Linked DNA regions of Mus musculus: regions 2 and 3 are each linked to region 1. A link is a loop called in an ENCODE intact Hi-C map of the cell type or tissue named here. Cell type or tissue: heart. All regions are shown on one strand.

Region 1 (8,000 bases):
GTGAAACATGGAGATAGATCCAGACATGGTTTTGGTTGTTAGGACTATATCCTTTTAATTATTAAAAAAAATAAGAAAGGGTCATTCCTTAGGGTTTGTAGACAGTGTTCTGCATTCAGTAGGCTTGCTATCATAGGCTGACACAGAAATTTTCCAGGTTGCAAAATAAACTGCTTCATTTTCTCTACTCTGAGTTACCAGTACTCTTTTTTTTTTTTTCCCCCGAGACAGGATTTCTCTGTGTAGCCTTGGCTGTCCTGGAACTCACTTTGTAGACCAGGCTGGCCTCGAACTCAGAAATCCGCCTGCCTCTGCCTCCCAAGTGCTGGGATTAAAGGTGGGCGCCACCACTCCCGGCTCAGTACTCTTATTATGAAGTGAGAATCATTGTTTCTGACACAATCAAGAGGGTCTCCCACAATTGTGCCCATAGGTTTTCACCATATGGGTTGTGACCCCAAATGTCAAATATTGTGCATGTCAGATAACAGTAAGAAAATTACAGCCCACCAAGCCAATCTGATATAGACAGTTTCTCAACTGGGGGTCTCTTCCCAGATAATTGTAGGATGTGTCAAGTTGACAAAGCTCACCAAGACAAACTCTTACCACCATCTAGCATTGTCTGTACTTTTAATTCTATTTCCCTGTTTATTATTTTTTCTCTGCTAGCCTATTCTAAAATTCATGAAGGATTCATGTTTTAGTTGCTTGCAGTTGCAATTTTTTTTTTGTCCTATGGAATTAATGCCAGGCATGGAGATACTGCCTATTTTGTAACTGTTGAGTAAATGTTGTGTGGGAAAATGTAGAGTTCAAAGGAAGATGGTTTTATTCTATCAGCAGGTTGCTATAGAGATATGAAGATATGCTGGGTTGGTGGTGTGTGCCTTTAATCTTAGTATTTGAGAGGCAGAGGCAGGCACCACTAGCCTAGTACAAAGTTTGTTCCCTGGACCCCGCATGGTGAAAGAAAGGAACTAACTCTTGAGGGTTGTCCTCTGATCTCTATACTCACAATGAAGGTGTGTGTGTATGTGTGTGTGTGTGTGTGTGTGTGTGTGTGTGTGTGTGTGTATGTGTGTGATGCTTCCATACACAACAAGCATGTAATCATATCTTTAAAAGAGAGGGTCTTACCAGGCAATGGTGGCCCATGCCTTTAATCCCAGCACTCGGGAAGCAGAGGCAAACAGATCACTCATTTTGAGGCCAGCCTGGTCTACAGAGTGAGTTCCAGGGCAGCCAGTGCTACACAGAGAAACCCTGTCTTGAAACCAAAAGAAAAACAAAACAAAACAAAACAAAAGGGCCCAAAGGCATGGGGGCGAGCATAACAGTAGCAAAATTATAGTTATGAAGTGCTAAGGAAAGAGTTTTGTGTTTGAGGTCACCACAACCCGGGGAATTGTACTACAGGGTTGCAGCAATAGGAAGGCTAAGAACAGTTGTGCTAGGGGGCCTTTACCTGGTATACTTAAAACCTGAAATACTTCAGAGTTTGGAGTGATTTGGAGTTTAAATTTTTGGGTTGCTGATTTGGCCAGTTGTTTTTTTGTCAACTCAACACAAACCTGGACTTAGCTGGGGAAAAGGAATCACAACTGAGAAACTGCCTTCACCAGATTGGCCTCTGAATATGATTGTGGGACATTTTCTTGATTTCTAGCTGAAGTGTGAGGGTTCAACTCACTCTGGGCAGTGCCATCCTTGGGCACGTGGGTTGGGGCTATTTAACCTCTAGCCCCAACTCCAATTTTTGCTTCTAGCTGCCTGAATTTCCCTTTATACCTTAAATTCAATGAAACAAAACTCAGCCCCCTCCCCATGCCTCCAGACACCCATCCTTCTCTCTCTCTCTCTCTCTCTCTCTCTCTCTCTCTCTGTGTGTGTGTGTGTGTGTATCTGTGTGTCTGTGTGTGTGTGTGTGTGTGTGTGTCTCATTTTTTTGAGACAAAGTTTCTCTGTGTAGTCCTGGCTGCCCTGAAACTCACTCTGTAGAGCTAGGATTAAAGGCATGGGCTACCACCATCTAGACAGACTCTTTCTTTAAAAATTTTATTATATGCTTATTGTGTATTGTAACTACTACTGCTGCTGCTGCTGCTGCTGCTACTATAGGAGCAAGGCGTGGGGAGCAATGCAGTGAGTGTTCCTCTGTGGACTCTGCTTGAGTTCCTGCCTTGTTTTTCCTCAGTGATGAGCTGTACAATCTGTATGCCAAATAGACCCTATTCTCGATGAGATGCTTTTGGTCAGTATTTTATCACAGCACAAGGAAAGCCAACTAAAGCAAAGATGCCCAACCTGTAGTAAAGATAAGAGCTGACATTTTCTGAACCCTGACTATATGCCATGCCCTTTCTAAGCTCTCTAAACATACAGTATGCTCACTTGCAGTTCCTGACATCTCTTTGAAGCGGCATCTTTTTAAGCCCCATTTTATAGTTGCAGAACCAGAACTTAGATTTACTGACTATTTCTCATGTGTCAGACAGGTTGTATTTGGCTGGACTAATCTCATATGTATTCTCAGAGTGTCTTGTGTGACAGGTGCCACTATTATGCTTGTTATAATAGAGGCTTCACAAACTGACCTGGGGAAATTCAAGAACTTGCCCACAGTGATGCTTTAAAACATGGCGTGCGGGGCGGGGGGGGGGGGTGTTCTAACTCAAGAAACAACTGCCCAGTGTCCCCTTTCAAAAGCTCACATCAAAGCAAAAGGAAGAGATGGGGGCAGAGAAGGGAGCTTGTTCTAGAAGTGTGTTCTCTGGTCCTGAGTGTTGCATGGTCAGAAAAGGGAAAGCTCTGCCCTATGACCACGGAATGTCAAATGGGAAGTGCTTAAGGATTCTGGGAAGCATGGTTCCAGAGGAGCTACCAGTGGGCACTGTGCACAGAGAAAACAACAAAACAAATCAAAACAGAACCGACGCTGGCAACCTCAAGTTCTACAAGTCTGCCTGTGGCCTCACACAAGTGGTGCTCAGTGGGAGGGGCTGTGTCCCTCCTATAGTTCTGCTTCTCTCTGGTGCTAGGCAGCTTACCCAGTGGAACCTCTCTCCCAGCCAAGAATCCCGTTTCCCTGGGTGATCAGAGGTGGTGCCCCACAGTCCTCAGCACTAAGCAGCCAGAATAATCCTTCCTGGAGCCAGAGAAGAAACTTGGTATAAACCATGTTGGGTCCCCCCACCTCCCCCAGGGCTCCATACCGACAACTGTTTATAGCTTTCATCACACACAGCAAAAACATCTTAACTGTTGGCAAGACATGAGGCTGAAGATGGGCTTATCTTTCATGGATGCTTCTTAATTAAAACCTAAAACTTTTAAAGACCCAGTCTGTCACACTCAGGCTTTCTTTCTGTAGCATCTAGAGTCTAGAAAAGATCAAAACAGCTACTTGCCCAGGGCAGCACTAATTGGCTGTGGTATCCGGTGGTTTTAGTGCTCTGTAATAAGGTTACTTACGCTCTTTCTTGAGTTCTTTAATCACTATGTACATGGATTTCCATCTGCCCTTTACTTTATTCTTTACTGCCAGAAGATCTTGGAACACCATGTATAGGAGCAGACGAACTGCTCAAACTGGGAGGGCAACATGTGTTGCCGTTTGCCTCAAGGGACTTGTTACTGGGCTTCTGTCTTCGAAGTCAACAGAAACGTAGTCCTGGAAACAAGTTCTTGTTGGAAGGCAGCTTGCTAGGGGCCTCTGAGATCCTTGCCTTAGACATTGAACCATGTTTATCTGAGTATTTCATGGCTAGTACAGACAAGATCTGACACCTAAGATCTTTTGCATTGTATTGCAGAACTACTGGCTGTAGTCAGACCATTAGGCATAAGATATCTCAGGTTCAATCAGACTTGAAGAACAAGTATCTTTTTATTTTGAGCAAACTAGAGTGAACAAACTAAAGCATGTAGAGGTTGAGATTTGGACAGGCTCAGATGACTAGCTGGGGACAGAGCAAGAACCTCTGAGGCCCCCTAGTATTTGTACTCATTTTATCATAATTCCATGGCTGGTGGTGGTACCCTGGGTGGCCCAAAGGCATTCAATTCCTTGGCCATTAGCTCTTAAAAGGTCAGCCGGTTTTATCAGTTCATTTTTCATAATTCTAGCCACAAATGAAATTAGTCTTTTGGTCGGGAAGGCAGCAATGCAATGAGGCCGGCCGCCCTATCCACTTTCCAGATAGGTCTTGAAAGAGTGAGATGACAAGCATTTGGGCTGAAGGCTGTGCGTTTCAGACGGTTTTTGTGGTTTCCGGCAGCTTGTTTTCCAAAGTGCAGTATTTTGAACGATGACTTACAGACAGCAGTCCCCAGATTTGGTCACTTTGAGAGCTAGAGAGTAAGGGGTAAATGTAATGTTGGCTGGAAGGCTATCTTGGCTTCTCTAGCCAGCATTGCACACTTAGCGGCCTCTAAGCAGCCTCGGTTCTTTGCTGTGCTTGGCCTCCCAAGGTCTGGTCTGGAGCATTAGAGAGACAGCCTCCTATTGCCTAGAGAGGCCAGGTCCGCGCCTCCCCTCTGCCCAAATCGCGTCTCTATGGCGGCTTCGAGCGCAGAGCGACATGAACGCGGATGCTGAGGGCCACAGCGGTGCTGTGGTCCCCGCGCAATCTCCAGAGGGCAGTTCCGCGGCGGATGACTTCGTCCCGTCCGCGCTGGGGACACGAGAGCAGTGAGTGTGGCGGGGAGGGTGAGCGGGCGTCTGAGGCCCGGAAGGAGATGGCGCCCTCTCCTGAATGGGGCCTGAGGGAGGAGGGCGGAGGCGACCTGTGGTGGCTTAAGGGGCGAGATCGCAAGCACTCCCCAAGCACTTCAAGGGATGCAAGCCCACCCGAGGCCCTTGGGGAGTCCGTGTAGGGGTCTGGAATCTGGCTGAGGGAAAGGGGGGAGAGAGTTGGGCAACATTATACAAAGGCCCGAGAGAGGTCCCCACAGAGCTGTGAGATCCCGGAGCAGGAGGTAGTCGAAATGGAAGATGCTCTAAACTGGGAGCTAGGGAGATAGATGGTAGGGGTTCTGGGGAAAGAAAGATGAATCTCAGAAATTAATGGATAAGCATATAGAGGAGTGCGGGGAGGGGGTTTAGGCATTAAGATGAGAGGGAATTTTAGAGGAGGGAGCAGGGATTTTAGAGATGAAATAGGAAGAGAAAGCGGATGATAATGGGAAGGGTTGCAGTTTTGAGGATTAAGAAAAGATTTAATGGGCGAACTAGAATACAGGGAGAGGCAGAGACTGTTGTAGCACTTAATTTTAAGTTCATTTTATCTTGGCTGCGTTCACTGTGAGCAAACAGTTGACCTACTGATTAGAAAATCCTGGATCTGCATATAGAAGACCAACTTTGGAGTAACAAACTCAGTTTGTGCAGTTCACTTTTGGACTTGCGACTGAGACTTAGAGATCCTTGGACAATTGCCCCTTTTTATTTAAGATAAAATGTGTATAGGAGTGTTCATCCGATGGGTATAAGTACTTGTACGATTCATCCTGCTTATCCATAATTTTTATTCTTTTAACCCAAGGAATTTTTTTAAATGCACTATATGCATTTATTGATAACACTAATAATGTTTAAGGCTGTTGTAAGGAGCCATGAACTTCAATGGAAATATTTGTTTAATTCACAAAAGACAGTTTAATTTGAGATTCTTGCTTCACATTTCATTGTTTATATAGTTGGGATGCTGTTTATGAGAGAGAACTGAGAACATTCCAAGAATATGGGGATACAGGAGAAATCTGGTAAGTTAAGCTGAGGAATTGTTTGTGTGGGTGTGAGAGCATGAACATGTGGACTTAAAACAACAAAGCAGCCTTGAGCTCTTCAGAAGCTCGGGGCTGAATCTGGCTTCTGTGACAGCTTTAAAATCAATTTCTCTCTCTCTCTCTCCTTGTTCTCATTTTTTATTTTTTATTTTTTTTTTTTTTGAGACAAGGTTTTTCTGATAGCCTGGGCTGTCCTGGAACTCACTTGCAGACCAGGCTAGTCCCATACTCAGAGATCCACCTGCCTCTGGCTTTACTGACAGCTTTTAAATGCGTCTTTTCTGTTTTAATGGCCCAGACTTACATTGCTCATAGCGCTAGAAAGTTGCTTTCGTTCCATAGTTGTCATTTTCTTTTTTTTTTAGAAAGTAAGAACCAGCATTTGCTGATGTCCAAAAAGGCAGAGTTATTAGGGCACCATGTTTAAGGATTAATGTTGCTGTAGATAGAATATGTGTGTTTATAGATATAGTATACTTCTATGTTACCTGTGGGTATATACATAAATATGTATAATATCCACATATCCTGGGTGTTCCATTTTTAGAGGTGCAGCATCCTAAGTAACGATAAAGATAAAGTGCTACTGTCATTTTTCAGGACCGGCGTTAAGTGAGCGCTATGGTATAAACAGCTTAACGTGTAGTTGTAACTTTTGCTGTCTCTCTGCTCTTTGTATTCTGTTCTAACAGGTTTGGGGAAGAGAGTATGAACCGACTAATACGGTGGATGCAGAAACACAAGATCCCATTGGATGCCTCAGTGCTTGATATTGGAACTGGAAATGGTGTTTTCCTGGTTGAACTTGTTGGTACTTTTAGTATTCATATGTTTGAGCCAATTTCTTTTTATGTTTTTTTGTTTGTTTGTTTTTTGTTTTAAGATGTATTTATTTATTTTATGTAAGTACACTGTAGCTGTCTTCAGACACTCCAGAAGAGGGCATCAGATCTTGTTAGGGATGGTTGTGAGCCATCACGTGGTTGCTGGGATTTGAACTCAGGACCTTCAGGAGAACAGTCAATGCTCTTAACTGCTGAGCCATCTCTCCAGCCCTTGAGCCAACTTCTAAGATGGATGTTTAAAGAAGTGTTGCAGTTAAGAGATTACCATCTAACTGTGAAACAGAAATCAGTTGGAACACTGACTTTGAGTGTTCACCTGGGAGAAAAGGGCGACCGACTGCTTGGATTGTGGAAAGCACTCGATACATGGTGGTGTCAGACGTAATCCTGAAAGATGAACTCCCACATGTCTAGTGAATGCTGGAGTCCTAGGAGCATAAAATCTCAAAGGTCATAGTCTTGAAAGAGTAAAATCTTGAATGTTGAAATTCTGGAAACCAGAATTCTGAAAACCTCAATCGCTGTATTCCAAAGCAAAGGGTGTATAGGCCCTAGAAAGCTGAATCATGTGGAGGGGGTGAGACCATTTATAGTCCTATGTAGGGTAGTTGTGTCACGTTAGGTGTGGTGAATACCAAAAATCCTGATTGCGCATTATTTAGGATATTTATGTGATGCTTCCAGAGGAGATTAATGTCTGAGTCTGGTTGGAGTAAGGGAAGGGCTGTCTCAGTATAAGTGTACACTATCCAGTAGGTTGAGGCCTGTCAAGGACAACCAGAGCAGATAAGTTGGTCTTTCTGAAAGTTAGAACACTTTTCTTTTGCTGTTGTATGTTTTGAAACTCTTGGCCTTGGGACCCGAGGGCTTACACCAGTGGTCTTACATCTTTGGGCTTTGAGCCACAGACTGAGCGTTAATTAGCTTCACTGCTGCCTAGGCATTTGGGCTTGAACTAAGTCAGGCTACTGACATTCCCTGGCAGACAGCCGGTGAGACTTCTCAGTCACAATAATTGTGTGAACCACTTCCTCTAATAAACCCCTTTCAAATCTATATCTCTTACTGGTTTTTGTCTCTAGATACTTTTACTACGAATAATTTGGTTTTGGGGAAGCAGCATAATTCCTTCTTACTGTATTCCTTAGAATACAATGAAAGAAATCTGAAAAATTGTTCCCTTGCAAGCAGGTTTTGCAATATCTTAATTTTGAATATTTGTTTGTGTATATGTATTAGGTTTGGTAGCCAAGTGCCTTTACCTGCTGAACTATCATACTGTCCCCAAGGCTTTGATAATTTAATTATATAGAGCTACTTAATGGTTTAAATGTTTTAAAGCTTGGGTCAGTGAGACAGCTCAGT
Region 2 (8,000 bases), 78 kb before region 1:
ACCCACACAGTGTCTGACAAGCTTCTTCACCTCCAGTCCCAGAGCATATGACACTCTCTTATGGCTTCCAAGGGTACTACATGCATGTGGTAAACAGTCAAACATGCAGACAAAACACCCATACACACAAAATATTTTGAAGGGAAAAATATTTTGACAAACTATAAAAGGGTGAGTTTTCACAGAAGGCAGAGACATTATCAGGAGAATTTACTGCCAAGAAACTTACTCATACTTACAACAGAAACACACACACCTATTTTCCAAATGCCTAAGTATCCACATCCCCACTACATAACTACATGTATTATCTTTGGTATATAAGAATACTGTAGGCCAGTTTTATGTTTTCTTCCAACAGGTAGCAACAAAATCATACTCCCCTGCCTCATCTGCCTTTTGATCAATTGTACAATCCATCAGCATCTGAGGTTAGAAATCCAAATAGGCTACAGATTATTCCTCCTTCCTACGATGATAAATGTCATTTGCAATGACATTTACAAATACAAAATAGCTACCTTTCATGTCACTAGTACCAAATCCAAAGTCAAGTAACTATCTTAGACTCAGTGAAAAAAAACCAGAGATTTTCATTTGAATAATACAGCACAACCAATGGAAAAATGTCAATATTTTGTATTAGTAAAAAACAGTACTAACAAATGTAAACAAACTGACCAAGTATTTTTATGGTATGACCATAGTTTCAAATATTTTCTCTCATAAATCATCAAAAATCTCAGAAACTCCAATAGTAGAAAACATACAAATTGTATATCCTGAAATACCTCTGTAGCCAGAAATACTTTGTCAAACTATATTTTCAGAGCCAACTATACTGTCTCCATAGATACAAACTCATTTCTCAGAGCCTTAAAAAAATTTCAACACCAAATCTCGGAGCCTTAAAAATATAGTTGGAAAACAGAAGTCATAGAAAGAAATCTAAACTACCATAGACTAACAACAACAATAACAACAAAGGGTGGAAAGTCTCATACAGAGGAGCAAACAGGTTCCTCCAGGGTAAGTTCTCAAAGGGGTTCTTAGGAGATAGCACTTAACTTGATGTACAGTAAGAAAGGGTAAAATAAATAAAGGCCGAGAGGAGGGACTTCACAGAAACAAAAATTTAGCTGGACTGAGCTTCACTTAGGAAAGAAGAAAGAAGATTAAAGAAGAGAGAGAGAGAGAGAGAGAGAGAGAGAGAGAGACCAAACTACTGAGAAATTTAAACACCAAAAGGAGTTTGAATTTTTTTTTCATTTTTATAGGTTTATTTATTGTGGTAAGAAGTGAATGTGTTGGGTACTTTGTTTTTTGGTTCTGTGGGGGGTTTTTGTTTGTTTTTATTTTCATTTTGTTTTGTTTTGTTTTAATCAAGTTTTCTCTGTGTAGCCCTGGCTGTCCTGGAACTCACTCTGTAAACCACAATGGCCTTGAACTCAGAGATCCTTCTGAGTGCTGAGAATAATGGTATGCACCACCACTGCGCCTCAGAGGTGCTAGTGTATTTAAATACAGAAAATATACCCAAGGTATAATGAGGACATGAAAATTCCAAATAAACCACCACAAACTGGAAGAAAAAAATGTTCAAACAAGAAGGTATTTCTAGGGAAGAGGGGAAAGCCATAAGCAATGCTCAAATAAAACCAAACCAAGTTATATAAAAAGTTAGCATCCTACTTTTGCAACTACATTTAAGTTTTAACTGATTTTATAAAAGCAATATAAATAAAACTACATGTAATGGCTCTCACTGAATCAATTACACATAAATCAATTTACCTCAAACAATGTACATCTGAATTAATGTTCATACTCAGACTTACTTTAATTGTTTGTTTGTTTATGGTTGGGGGGGGGAAGGTTTTCTCAGTGTAACCCTGTCATGGAACTCACTATGTAGACCAGTATGGCCTAGAACTCAAGAGACCCACCTGCCTCTGCTACCTGAGTGCTAGGGTTAAAAGCATTCACCATTCACCACCTTGCCTGGTTTAATCCTCAGACCTTAAAAGTGATATGCCACAATCCGTATTAGTACATAGTTATGGATCAAGGCCATTAGTTTGAAATATATTACCATGAGTTGTAAGTTCTTCATACAACCTCAAGAGTAAATAAATGGATGCCCCAAGGCTCAACGGCACTAACAAAAGGTTGTTAAAACAGCAACCAGAAAAAACCTCCCATGGCGTTCAAATAACATCCTCCCCCCAAAAAAGTAAAACGTCTCATTACTGCCCTACCTTTTAACCTCTCACAACCCCCCCCCAATGAAAAAGTTACAAAAATTTAATGAGACTATTTTAAGAGCCTCCAAATCAAGAGAGTGGCTTCCAAATATACTTTCGAAATACCTCATTTAATTAAAATAATATTTAACAGGATCCAGCTTTACTTTTCCCAAGCATAGTTCAGTGGACTTTCTAATGGCCTCTGTCACAAAGATCCTCGGGTCTCCCCTGTTTTCTCTATATAAGCCAAGTCACCCATTTTTGATCAACAGAGGTACCATGCATGTAGCAAAAGTTGGTAGGGAGTCGACTGAAAGAGACTGCGGGGTACAGGAGCCACTCATTATATAACACTTCCAAGTATTTGTACATCACGTTTATTAACACCATCACAGGTCAACTATACAGAGACCAAACATTGCAAGCAGTGGAAAGAACTTATAAAAATTGACTTAGTGGGTAACCGAAAGGGGAAATCGAGGGGTTGAGATACAAAATTCTAAGCAAGGTGGTTTCAAAACCAGCGTCTCCAAGATAATGGGCGGGTTCAAACTTCTTGCTTAACGTAAACTGCCTCTCCCCGGCGCTAACAGCAAGTATTACAGCTCTTTTGTCTGTGCAATGACCAGCCAAATTAGAGCAGAAAACCAAAACAAAACAAGAAAACCCACAAGGTAGGTGCACAGAGCGATCGTTACCGGGAGCGGAGTTCCAGCTGCCCATGGCCACCAGACATCAACTTTCACCCTGATTTGCTTTAGGCAACCGGAGGCCAACGTATGAGGGGAGAGAAAGTGGACAAGGGACCAAAACACAAGTTTGGGGACCAGCACCAACTTAGAGCGACAAATCCGGGTGTTTATGGCCTACTAAGAGGTGGGAATAAGACCCACACACTCGGACTCGGGAGGGATCCCAGTTGCCGGAATGAGGCGGGCAGAAGGGCAGCGCCAGCCGCTGACGAAGGCGGCCAACTGAGGTCGGTAAACAAGCCGGGCGGCCACTCTCCCTCATCCTCCGGGTTGTCCCCGCGCTGGGAAGCCCAAGATGGACGCGCGGCCGCGGACAACCCCGGGCCTGCGATGCGCTATCCCGCAACGCTGCCGCCCGGAGGCTCGGCAGCCTGCTCCCCGCGACGCCCCGTCAGGCCGCGGTCGACCCGCGAGGGGCCTGCGGCGCGGCGCCCCCAACCCAGGCCCGGTTACCTGGCGGCCGCGGATCCTCCTCCTCCCCGTCTGACGCGCGGCGCCCGGCGGCCGCGGCGGCGGCGGCGACTCCCGCACGGCCAGCGGCGACGAGCCGAGCCCGGCCCCTCTCCGCCTCCCTCGGCGCCGCCGCCCACCCCGCTGCTGCCGCCTCCGCCCTCCCGCCTCAGTCAGGACATGTTCTCCGCGGGCCCGCGCGCGGCTCCCAGCGGCCCGAGGGGCGGAGAGGCTGCGCGGAGGCGGGGGCCGAGGCTCGGGGACAGGGGCGGAGCGGTCTGGGGACAGCCTCGGGCGCAGAGGACTCCGAATGGCGGCGGTCAGGACCCTAGAGCTAAATAAACCCCGCGGCGGCCGCACAACGTCAGGAACTGGACCTCGCTGCTCACCGTCCTGTGATTGGTCCCGAGGCCTCAGGAGGCGCAGCCAATAGGCGACCGCCTCTTTCCCGGCGCAGGAGCGGGCCGCGGCCGTGACGTCAGCAGCGTGCGTCCTGATTGTGAGGCTACGGCGCGCGCGGTCCCGCGACGCGTCCTCCCGGGTGAGTGTCTTCAAGTCTAAGTGCAGGATGCACTTGGGAGGTGGGAGCCTTCTTCCCCTGGCCGCCGGCCGCTCTTTGCTGCAGAGTCGCCAGCGCTTTGAATCAAGCGTGAGTCACGCATCTGTTTGCTAACTGGGAGACCGCTTGGCCGTTCCTTCGGCGGTTTAAAACAGTTTTTAAAATTTCAATAATTTGACCCAGGCTGTCATTCTGGGGCTCAGGCTGGCCTGGAACTCTTAAACGATATTCCTGCCTCAGCCTCCCCAAGAGCGCTGAGATTACAAGCCTTGCTTACTTGGCATTTTATTTTGTTTTCAGACGAGGTTCTCTTGTAGCCCGATTTATTTCTAACCCCTCTAAATAGCTGAGACTGATCCCGAACTCTTAAACCTCCGGAGTGCTGGACTTACGCCACCACTACTCTTAGCTTCACCTAGCCCTACTTCAAACTTTTTCAAAATGTAAACTGCTTTAAAAGTAATGTGTTAAAGGCCGTAGAAATAGTTCACTGGGTAAAGTTGCCAAGCCTGACAGCCTGAGTTCCATCCCCAGTACCTACAGAGTGGAAGAAGACGACTAACTCCCACAGTTGTTCTCTGGGCTACACACAAAATAAATAAATGTAATTTTTAAAAAGATAGTAATATGGGGGGTCTGGAGAAACGGCCAGCGTGTAAGAGCACTTACTTCGGAGAAGCAAAGTTCTGCTCCCAGCAGCCACTTCAGTGGAAGACAGTCACCTGTAACTCCAGCTCCAGGGGGTTCAGTGCCCTCTTGTGGCCTCTACCAACACCCACACTCACTTGCACAAACACATAATTAAAAATAAAAATAATTAATTAGTATCTTGAAGGAACATTAACAGCAATCTGGGAGGGCATTTAGTAATTGTTTGGATACCTCAGATCCAAAAGGATGACCGTGTTACTTGAAGTTTGATGTTTCCCAAACTTGAGTGGGAATTCACTTTGTGAAGCTGTCTTTGGTGTCTTGAGTTATTTGCATAAAATGGTATAAGACAGCTGTACCATGGCCATCAAAAGAACAGTACTTTGTATAACTTCCCCTCACCAACATCTTTCACAACCAGTGGGGTGCTTCCTCTCCATAGCCATTGCTATGGAGTAGAGGCCTTCAGCAACCCCCACCTGGTCTGAGAACTTATCCATAAATTAAGTTTAAATGGAAACAACAACACAAAACAACACGTTCTCAAGGATATAATTAATTCATTTGTAGGTAGGATCCCACGCTATTATATAAAAACAGTAGTTCAGTTGACCCTTTGGAAACACTTTGTTTAAGCACTTCCTCTTCCTGAATCAAAGCTTTACAGCATGCTGCCTCCAAATAAACACCAATCACACGGTAAGATGTCCAAGTTGTAGTTTATTTTAGTCAGAAAAGGGATAGGACTCAGAGGAAGCTTTTAAATTTGATTTAATAAATGTCTTGTAAAAAAAAAATCTGCACCAAGAAATAAACACAAAGATAAGGAAGACCATCTTAGTGGTAAAAATGATAGCACGGAAAGAGGCTAAGTCAAAATAACCACAATGACAAAATGGGATTGCTAAGTAAATTAAAGTGAAAATCAACTTATAATTGAAAAGGAGAACAAAGGAAAAAAAAAACTGCATTGAAGACAAAAAGACTCTTGAGAGGCATCTAGTAGTTCTCAGACCTGAGGTGATGGATCAGTATATAAAGTGCTTTGAGTTCAGTCCCCTGAATCCATGTAAGAAAGCCAGGTTCATGCTTATAATGACAGTGCCAAAGGAGAAGACAGGAGAACCCCTGAGCTCCATAGCCAGCCAGTTAAGTCTAGCTCCAGACAAGTGAGAGATCCTGCCTTAAAACACAAAAGTGGATGTTCCTGAAGGATGATACATACCCAAGGTATCATTTGCCCTTTTGTCCCCAGGCCTGTATACACACATAGGAACATATACAAAAAGAAAGAAAAGAATGTATTAGTTTTCAACAATGGCAACACATTAGAGTCACTAGTATGGCTTTTTAAACATGGGCTCCACCTAAGAGGAGAATCTGAGCATAGATAAGTCTTAAACACCCTTCAGCTACTCTGAAGTGCAGCCGGGTTTGAAAACTACTGATGGAGTCCTACCCCCAAAGTCTGCACATGGGGACACCGATACCTAGAAATATTAAGTGATTTTAACATGCTAACTAATAGAACAACTGACTTGGTCATAGTTAAGAAACTAATTTAGAGGCCTGAGAGTTCTCCCTGGTGGTAAACATGCCACAAACATGATGACCTAAGTTTGGTTCCTGAGAGTCACATGGTGGAAGAAAAAAACCAAATCCAGTGGGCTGCTCACTTCCAGGCACACACATTTAAAGAATGAAGTACTTGAAGGCACCAACTGTAAGTTTTTAGTATGTTTCTTAGAACCACCATGGTCATGTATAGGGGCAGTTATCATATGTTCTACCTTTTCTGTTAGGTGTTTCCTGAGCTACCTGTGGAAAATACAATCCCATCATGTTTTCCGGTTTGCCATTTTAGGGCTTCTGTTTAGTTCTATAATAGTGGAAAGCAAGGATTGGAGAAGTGGCTCCAGGAGGACTGGACTCCAGTTCCCAGCACCCATGTTAGGCAGCTCCAGAGGATCCTATGCCTTCTGGATTCCAGGAGTACCTGCACTCATGCACATGCCCACACACATATACACATACTTAGAAATTGTGTGTGTGTGTGTGTGTGTGTGTGTGTGTGTGTGTGGAGGGAGAGAGACTGAGATTCTGACTCTCTGGGTATCACTGACTGACCTAGAATTTGCTATTTAGGCCAGGCTGACCTCTTAACTCACAGGAGGCTGCCTGCCTTTGCCTCCCAGGTGCTAGGATTAAAGGCATGCACCACCATGCCCAACTTAAAATATATATTTTTAATAGTCACAAAAAGGGTTTTGCATGATAAGGTGCCATATGAGAACTACCTTCCTGGAATGTCTGTGATACATAGCTATAGAAATGGGGACAGAAAACAATTGAGAGACACAGAGCTAAAACCTAGATATCCAGCAGGAGTGGGAAGGAGGGGCAGAAGTGGAATGCAGTGAGTGATGAGACTCACTAGAGGAAGCCTTTGTTTAGAACCTTTCCATTTATGGTTTGCCAGTACCTGAATCTGGGGCAACAAAAAGAATCAAAAGTCAGAGTACTGCATGACTGTGCTATGAAGACCATTGGAACTCCTGGACAGAACTAGATAAGGTGAGGTCAGTTGTGTACAGATCCAGGATTTAGAAGAGTGCAGCAGGGCCTTGTTAAGAGCAAGGAACTAGGCTGACCCTGGACATGAACAGCAGAGGTGTCGGTCTATAGAGTAGTTACTGTGGAATTTCCAGAAAACTCCCAACAGAAAAAGAAAGGTGGACATTGCAAAATGTGCAACATTCTTAAAGGTGCAGGTGTAGTGAGCCTCAAGTACATTATTCCCAAATAGTATTGGAGTATGCAGATTTTGAAACTCAGAACAAAGAAAAGGTCAGTGTATTTGACAAACAGCTTCACTGACCTTATAGAGAACAGTTCTCAGTAGGATGATGGGGACGGATGCCAAGTTTCAAAAGCTGAAACCGTGCATGGGTTTTGAAGCAGTGATTACAGACTACCAGTCCAGGCGCTTTGACCAGGAGAGGAAGGCAGGAAATAGAGGAACAGCCACAGTGAAGGATGAGGCCTGGGAAAGGTTTTGTTTTCAGTATATCTGAGCACTTTTGCAAACAAAGGAGAGAAGGTGGAGGGAAGTCAAATTCAGAGCAGTCTTTTGTTGCATGTTGGCACCTATAACAAAGGACACTGCTTTTTGGGAAACTAGTACTTTCCTGTGGCCTTCCTGGATGCCAGCCACAAACTGCATGGAAAACAAAATCTCCTGTGAGCAGACAAAATCTACTTGTGAAGCATCAGACATAATGTAGCTCATCTGGGGCTGGAGGCGTGGCTCAGTGGGCAGTAAAAGCACTGGCCACACAAAGC
Region 3 (8,000 bases), 270 kb before region 1:
CTCCTGGAAGCTTCTAGCTTTTGTACAATCTAACCCAGGCCTAAAATGTTTTCAGCCTCCAAGAGACTTACTGCTGAATAGGCTCACCCTTTCTAGTTCCTCCTGATCTCTGGCTGGCTGGTTCAACTCAGAATTTCTGGCTCAAACTCCTCTCCAAGCTGACTGATTCAATCTGGCTTCTCTCAGCTTCTCACTGGATTGCTCTACTTGGCTTCAAACTAACGGCTGGCAACTTGTTCTAATCTTCTGGCTCCTTCTTATTCTCTGGTTTCAATCTCCTCTGCTGACCTGCGTGAACTCCTGAATGAACTCTATTCCAGTGCACTGCACACTTACTGCACTGTCTCCCAACTGACTGACTTGACTCCACTGCACTGATCTCAAAATGACTGAACAGAACTGATCAAAACTCAATGCCACTGCCTGCACTCAACTGCACTAGTTCCCGACTCCTTAACTCTGAATTGCACCGAACTGACTGATTTGAACTCAACTGACTGACTGAACTCAGATCTGCATGTTTCTGTCTCCTGAGTGTTGGGATTAAAGACATGTATCACCCCACCTGGACCTAAGCTTTTCTTTACCTGAAAAGTGTACTGTATCAGGCTAGTCTTGAACTCAGAGATCTGCTTGTCTCTGTCTCCTGGGACTAAAGGTATATCTGTATGCCAGTTAAATCACACAGATCTAAAAGCTCTTTAGGTCTGATCCCTTGCGAGAGCAGGCATGCTGCTGGATTAAAGTTCCTCCACACAAGACCCTGAACTGGCAGGGGTCCTCTTGCTTCAGTCTCTTAAGAGCTGGACTTACAATTGTGAGTCACTAAGCCTAGCCTGATCATAAGTAAATATGAGGAAAAAAAAAACTGCTGGGCGGGGCATGGTGGCGCATGCCTTTAATCCCAGCACTCGGGAGGGAGGCAGAGGCAGGTGGATTTCTGAGTTCGAGGCCAGCCTGGTCTACAGAGTGAGTTCCAGGACAGCCAGGGCTACACAGAGAAACCCTGTCTCGAAAAACAAACAAAAAAAAAGTTTGCTGTAACTTTTGGGACTCAGTTACTACTTCTTCTTGAATATAAAAGCACACATGGAATGTTTATTCCCAGAGGATGAGAATTTACCTCTGGTTTTCTCATCACAGCCTTGCCAGTGTGCAGAAATCAAGCCTCAGGAACCACCCCTCTGTACTCAACTTTGCCTCCCCACTGCCTTCCTTTCATTTCATGGTCATCTCACTTGCAGCTCAGCATCAACCAGAAATCACGGCAATCCTGCCCCAGGTAGAATTGTGCATATGAACCACCACATCTGTCTTTGTTTTTTCTATCTTATATATATTAAAAAAAAAAAACACCTATAATTTGTATGTGTGCATATTCATGCCACAGTATGTATGCTGAAAAAGAATGCCCATGTGCCCCCCTTTAGTCCCCAGTCACCCCCGCAGTGCTTCTTATGGTTTTGCCTATTTGCTGATCACTTGTAAATGGAGTTATAAGTTATTTGCTCTTTTGTGTCATGTTCGTTTCATCAGCCTTTTTTTCCATGTTCATTGATATGACAGCTCAACAGTTCATCTCTTTTCAGTGGTGTGCATGCATGTATGTGTAGACCCATGCTACGGCATAGACCAAAAGAGAATGTGGGTGTTCTGCTGTGTCACTTTCTGCTTGAGTCAGGATCTTTTATTGAACTGGGGGCATTTTTTCACCTAGACGGGATGGCAGTCAAGCGTTAGTGACTGTCTTGACTCTTCCCCTATTATGTGCCATTCCACTGTTGGGGCTACTGACCTGGGCAGCTGTGCCGTTTTACCTGGATGTTTGGATCTGAACTCAGGTCCTCATGTTTGTGCAGCAAGTGTTCTTGCCCACTGAGCAATCTCCTTAGCCCTCCATTTCCTGGTTTGTTTTGAGACTTAAGTATCCCTGGCTGACCTGGAACTCATTATATAGACCAGGCTGGCCTTGAACTGAGTTGCACCTGCCTCTGTTCACCAAGTGCTGTGTGTAAAGGTTTGTGCCACCACACCTGGTTCTTCATTCCTTTTTAAAGGCCAAATAATAGTCCATCTGCATTTCATTTATTCATCTGTCACTCAGACTTGACCTACTGATTGTCGGGAATAGTTTTGCTATGATTGTGAGTATACTTATATCCATTTAAGCCTCTGCCTCCAGTTCTTTTGGGCACATAGTCAGAAATGAAATTGTTGGACCATACAGCAATTCTATGTTTAACTTTCCGAGGCGCTGCCAGGCCATTTCCCACTGTGGCGGCACCATTTACTTCCCCATCAGCCCTCACAAAGGCTCCCATTTCTCCATTTTCTCTTTTGTTGATGACAGCCATCCCAATGGACAAGAAGTGGTATCTTACTGTGGTCCTCATTTGTATTTCCCTGCTGACTGGGGCTGAGCATTGAGTGAGTCTGTCTGCTCAGTGGCTGTTTGTACATCATCCTCAGAGAAGCATCTATTGGAGTCTGGTTACGTTTTTGAATTTTAAAGATTTTCATTTGAGTGTGTGTGTATGTGTGCACTTGGGGGTGAAGGGGGAACACTTGGAGATCAGAAGAGGGTATCAGACCCCTTAGAGCCGGAGTTAAGGTGGGTGTGGTTACTGGGAACTGAAATCAGTGCCTCTGGAAGAGCCGCCAATGCTCTTAACTGCTTAGCCATCTTTCCAGCCCTGGGTTTTTATTTCTGGTCTTGTTGTTTATGTTTGACATCTTTTGAGAAATGGCTAGAGTCACATGTTGATGGTAGCTAGAGTTAGTTTCTTAAACATGTTAGTACACTTGTTTTTATCTTGTGGGGTTGGCATGCATTGCATGGTACATGTATGGAGCTGAGAAGACAGCCTGAGGAAGTCAGTTTGCTCTTTCTGGGTTCTCAAGCTTGGGACCAAGGGCTTTACCCACTGAGCAATCTTGCCAGCCCCAAAGTATTAGCAGTGCAACCTTATCTGGGTGATTGCCAGATTCCCCTGACTTCAGGAGCAAGAGATGAGCCAAGAACCACATATATACCAGTCAAGTGTTCTACCCGCTGTGCTACGCCCCCCCCCCCCCCCCCCAGCCTGGACTCCATATTTTAAAATGCAGGTGGTCAGGCTGAAGTTAGAAATGATTTTTAGTTCTGAGTTCATAAGAAAGGGGGTAGTGTTTTCTTATTGTGATATCTGGTACATGTGCAGGGGTCTGAGACAACTTAGTCTACTCTTTTCTTCCATCTTTCCCTAGCCTTTGAGGATTGAACTCAGCTCCTCTGGCTAGGTAGCAACTTTGCAGGCTGAGGCATCCTGCAGGGCCCACGGTAGTATTTTTCTAAAGTGGAATTCAAAATCAGACTGCAGGAAAGCTGAAGAAGTAACAGGAAAGACAGAAAGCCAGCTGACTGTGGCTTCTTGGTGAGAATAGAGGACCACGAAGGGCAGAGATCTGAGAAACATAAAAATTCAGGAATTACCATAGTTAGGGAGGGCCAGGAAGCTGGCATTGGTGATACAGAAGCCCGGGTATGGACAAGATCGGTTTGCAAGCAATTCCCGGGCCCTGTGACCTTGGAATGAAGCTGCTGGGGAGAGGCAAACTCTTAAGAGGAAGAATCTATGAGAACACAAAGCCCTGGAAGATAGAGACAACTGGGTCAGAGGCGGGTGCACACCTGTGATTCGTTCACAGAACATTCAAGGGCAGCCCCAGGCCTATTGGGGGATGTGATGTGTTGGAGAGGGACCGTTCCCGTCTTGCCATTCAGAATAGTTTGACTATAAAACATAGAAACCTTAACAGTGCCAGTCTCACGGCCGTCATCTGGTGAGCAGTTTAGCAAACAGGCCGAGATAGAGCCCGAGAAAGGCTGCGCTCTCCAGAACGCACAGCGATGGGTTCAGGGGCTCGGAGGCCTCCAGAGCAGAGGCCCACCTCTTCTATAAATGCCTCTGGTCGCGAAGGGCGGGAGGAAGCCACCCATACCACACTCTACGTGGCTCTCTGAATGGCGGTCCCTGTGGTCTTCAAAGTTGTGACCTTGGACACCCCCTCTCAATCCAGTCGCTAGCCCAACATCTCAATCCAGTCGCTAGCACCCTAAAGATTTTTTAAAAAAAAACAATTGCATCCAAGGGCTCTGTTCAGCGCCACAGGGGTCCTTAGAAGACGCGCGCTTAAAGTCTGGTAATCCTGGGTCCCTGAGTACAGGGAAACGGCTCCCTTCCGGGGACAGCGCTCCAGTGTCGCGGGTCATGGCCAAGGAACCCAGCCCAGATGCTAACTAGTCTCGCGCTGCCGCTGTGTCCCATCGTCGTTAAGAGTCCTGATTCTAGTCGTAATGCTCCTAGACACTTGTGGACTCGTGATCACGAAAAGGCACCGCACGCACGACCCCCGGGCCCGCAAGGCCTCTAGAGAGCCTGGTGACCTGACCGAGGCAAGGCTTTCAAAATAGCCCCAGCGACATCCAGACAACAGAAAGACATTTCTAAATGTGTAAAAACAGTTGGCTTCTCGTAGCGAACACATCGTGGCAAGTTCCAGCACATAGACCAGTCTCCGCGCGCCCCGCAGCCAGCGCTACCTCCCTGGCTCGCTCTCCCGGATCTGGGATCTGGGAGCGCAAGTGCCCCCTGTGGCCGGCCCGCGCCTGACCTCACGAGCCTGGGACGGCACCCGTGGCCTGCGCGGGGCCCTGGAGGAAGTTGGAGCCTCGGGGCCGAGTAGAGTGCAGGTCGGCTGAGCGGGCGTGGTGGGGGCCTTATCGAGCCGGGGCTACCCCGGGGACCGTGCCGAGGCCCGCTAGAGCTCGCGTCTCCCCACGTGGCGTGCCCCACGTGGAAGGGGAGGAGAAGGAAGGAGGGTGAAGTCACCCCACCGGCTGCGGGACCCCTGCGCGTCCCCAGAGTCTCAAGGGAGGCGCGGGGCTGGGCCGGGGAGTGTCTGCCTTGCCCGGCCCCCTCGGCTGCCCGCAGCGCCAGTATGCACTTTCGTGTAGCTGCTAATCCCCGGAGAGAGCCGATTTGTAGTGAGAAGTATCTGTAGGGGCGAGACCGGACCATGTGGGGTTGTGTCATTGGTTTGCAAAGAGAGACCCCGCCTTTGAAGAAAAAAAAAAAAAAAGAAAAAGAAAACGAGTGTGCGAGGGGACCCTCACCTCGCCTCCCGCCTCGCTCCTGCGCAGCCGGAGGGCACCGGAGCAGCGGCCCGCGCCGCTTCCGTCCTTCCCTTTCCTTTTTCTCTGCGCTTTCCTCCTCCTTCCCGGGAGGAGAAAACAAATAAAGAAGAGCAAATAGCCGGGAGGCGCTCGGCTTCCAGGACCTTCCCTCCCCGGATCCAAGTTACAGCCAGCATCCTCTCGGGGGGTGAGAGAGGCGCGGGCCAGGGACCCCCAACGCAGCCCCCGCCAGGCCGCGGGGCTGGCAAGAAGGCGCGCGGCCAGGACGAGGGGGGGGGGGACTGGATCGGGAGCCGGTGGGCGGGGGAAGGGGGTGGGGTGGGTGGGGAAGTAGGAAGAGGCTCGGCGGCGACGGGAGGAGGAGGAAGGGAAGGAAGGGAGGGAAGGGAAGGCAAAGGAAGGGAGGGGAGGGCGGGAGGGGGTGGGGCGCGGAGCTGGAGAGATTAAGTTTTTGTGTGTGTGTCTCTGTGTGCGTGTGTCATTTTAAGGTGGCTCGGGAGCGGCCCAGAGGAGCCAGCTGCGGCCGGAGGAGCAAGAGACCGAGCTGGGAGCCATGCCGCGCTGAGAGGGGGGGCCGCACCACCAGCGCCACCACCACCACCGCCGCCGCCGCCGGGTGGGGTGGGAGGGGCGGGAGCCACCGCTACCGCCGCCGCCTCCCGGGTGGGCGCCCTTCTCCTTGGACGCCGGCGACCCAGGACGAGGTAAGGGCGGGGGTACCCGGGGAGGGCTGGGGCTGTCGCCGCCCCCGCCTCACCTGCGGCCGCTGGCTGGGGCGCCGTGCCCGCGCCTCACTGCGCCACTCCGGGAGAAGGAGGAGGGCGAAGGACACCGGGCCGGCATCCGAGGACATCTTTGGTCAGCGCCCCCAGCCCTGTGTCCACACACTACGCCCGGAGGTGGACCTCTGCCGGGGGGTTCTCGTCCTCCGCCCCTCGCCACCGATTGCGCTTGCTGGCCGCCCTTTGCTCCAGGATTTTTGTTGTTGTGATGAGAGTTGATGAATGCGAAGTAGGCGGTCACCTTCCTTCCCATCAGGATTGGGGAAAAAAAAAAAAAAAGGAAAGAAAAACCCGGCGCGCAGCGGCGTCCGGAGGGCAGCGGCGGCGGCGTCTGGCGACGGTTTCCTAGGCGCCCCGGGCTTGCTCCTGGAGCCCGGTGGGTGCGCGCGCGGGGGCCGCTGGCGATCTCGGACGAGCGCGCTGCGCGCCGCGGGGACAATACGGCCAGATCCCTGGGGATCAGGAGTCCGAGCATGACGGGGTGCGGCAGGCCTTGCGCCTGGGAGGCGGGCGGGCAGGGGGGAGTAGACACCGGGGTCGGCGGGGACAAGTCGGGGCGCGCGTGGCTCGGGGCCCCTGGGGGCGCGGCCCCTATCGGCCCGGGATCCCGCGCGGTTCTCCCAGAGTGTAAGTGAGAGGCCGGGAAAGACGCGAAGCGAATCCCTTTTGTTTTGCCGGCCCGGCATTGTTGGCTCCTTGGGGCAGCCGGGGCCACATCTGCCGCCGCCGCCGCCAGTGGCGCGCGGGGCTCGGCCCGCCAAAGTCGCGGCGGGGCGGGGGGCCGGGGCGGGCTGCAAGGGCGGGGGCGGGCGGCGCGGGCATTTCCTCTGCCCAGCCGCGCTCCCGCGGGCACCACTTCCTCCTCGCCCTCCGCCCGCTGTCCTCGGCGTCCTCGCCGGGACCGCACTTTTCGGGTGGGGCGAAGCAAAAAAGAAAGTTTCGTAAAAGGGGCTGGCTGGGAGCGCCGTGGGCACCGGGGATCTAGCGTGGCGCGGGGACGGTCCGGCCGCCGCAGTCGCCTCCTTGCGCCTGGGGTGTTTCGCGGAGCCGGATCGACCGGCGGGAAGAGCCTTTCTTCTCCGGCTCGCGCCCTTCCCTCTGCCTTGGGCGACTGAGGCCGGGCAGCGCGGGAGTGCCGGTGCGCCCAGGCCTTGCTTTTGCGGGAGGCCCCGCGGCGTGGCCGGTCGCCTGCAGCCCACGCTGCGCCCAGGGGCTAGGAGGCCGCGGGCCCGAGAGCTCGGCGCGGTCACCGCGGGCAAACCCTCGCGCGCACACACTCCCTCCGGTGGCTTGCTTAACGCCGGCGACTATAGTCGCCGACACGGAGAGTGCGTGTGCGCGCGTGTGTGTGGTACCCTTGCCCAGCCCCCACCCCCTACTTTTCTTAGATGCGGCCCAAGCAGCGGTTGGCTTTAGGGGACTCAGGTTTGGGATTTTGTAGGGGACCGCAGGGAATATCTTATGAAATCTCTGCGTGCTTGGAGGCTGCTGGCAATGGCCTACGTCGCCACGCCAGGCTCCCAACCTCGGGCAAATAGACCTTCCTGGATATTTGCCCTATTTTCTTTAAAAAAAAAAAAAACAACAAAAAAAAAACTAGGGAACTTTTGAGAGTCCTTAGATGCGAGTGGTAATAGAACTCTATGCATTGGAAAGTTGAAGTCCAAAGGCCTTTATTTGCAGTTTTTTGGGACATGTATATTTTTATCTGAGATGGGTGATTTTTTTGAGGGAACATTGTATTGGGGTAGAGGGATTACAAAAGTAGTTCTGCTTTCTAACTTTGACGGGATGCATCAACGGTGGGATCTCTTTTTGAAGGAGATACGGCCTTCTCTCCTCGTGCTGAGTTCAAAGACAGTTTTAAAATTACCTCGCGTTCGGCTCCTGGGGCTGCCGTTTGCCTCTAGATAGATTCTCAAAGAACTAGTTCCCATCTACTTAGGACAATTCTGGTTTGAAGCATTTTTTTTTTTAAATAAATCTTTCATATCTTTAGTAATGGGACTTTAAAAGGATCTTGTTTTTATAATTACTTCATC

What was found. A loop is a pair of places that touch in the nucleus more often than their neighbours do. Peaks named below come from ENCODE experiments on the same cell type or tissue, not always from the same donor. Only the 100,000 strongest peaks of a DNase experiment are listed, where the experiment ranks them.
Region 2: a loop joins it to region 1, with 3 times the contacts of the local background. A loop is called at or near these places in 3 of 42 quality-filtered maps.
Region 3: a loop joins it to region 1, with 2.4 times the contacts of the local background. A loop is called at or near these places in 3 of 42 quality-filtered maps.

What each region holds. Positions count from the first base shown.
Region 1 is chr7:132,849,192-132,857,191 of GRCm38, reverse strand. It overlaps Eef1akmt2 (EEF1A lysine methyltransferase 2), which reads left to right and starts at 4,545. Exons shown (of 6, transcript NM_028095.1): 1 at 4,545-4,693; 2 at 5,701-5,766; 3 at 6,483-6,597. The coding sequence starts at 4,584. In heart, a CTCF peak has its summit at 4,757 (motif pointing left); a DNase peak (open chromatin) is centred at 4,631; H3K4me3 peaks cover 1,601 bases; H3K27ac peaks cover 1,496 bases.
Region 2 is chr7:132,926,997-132,934,996 of GRCm38, reverse strand. It overlaps Zranb1 (zinc finger, RAN-binding domain containing 1), which reads right to left and starts at 3,821. Exons shown (of 10, transcript NM_207302.3): 1 at 3,452-3,821. It overlaps 1500002F19Rik (a long non-coding RNA gene), which reads left to right and starts at 987. Exons shown (of 2, transcript XR_003946678.1): 1 at 987-3,989. In heart, CTCF peaks have their summits at 71 and 4,769 (motif pointing left); DNase peaks (open chromatin) are centred at 3,226 and 3,846; H3K4me3 peaks cover 3,031 bases; H3K27ac peaks cover 2,111 bases.
Region 3 is chr7:133,121,021-133,129,020 of GRCm38, reverse strand. Gm35364 reads right to left here and starts at 5,466. Exons shown (of 2, transcript XM_006508433.3): 1 at 5,156-5,466; 2 at 978-5,037. The coding sequence starts at 5,352. The coding sequence ends at 4,410. It overlaps 4930483O08Rik (RIKEN cDNA 4930483O08 gene), which reads right to left and starts at 770. Exons shown (of 3, transcript NR_046279.1): 1 at 588-770. It also overlaps a transcript of Ctbp2 not described here. In heart, CTCF peaks have their summits at 4,626, 5,967 and 7,206; DNase peaks (open chromatin) are centred at 4,800, 5,580, 5,790, 6,480 and 1 weaker place; H3K4me3 peaks cover 4,654 bases; H3K27ac peaks cover 4,771 bases.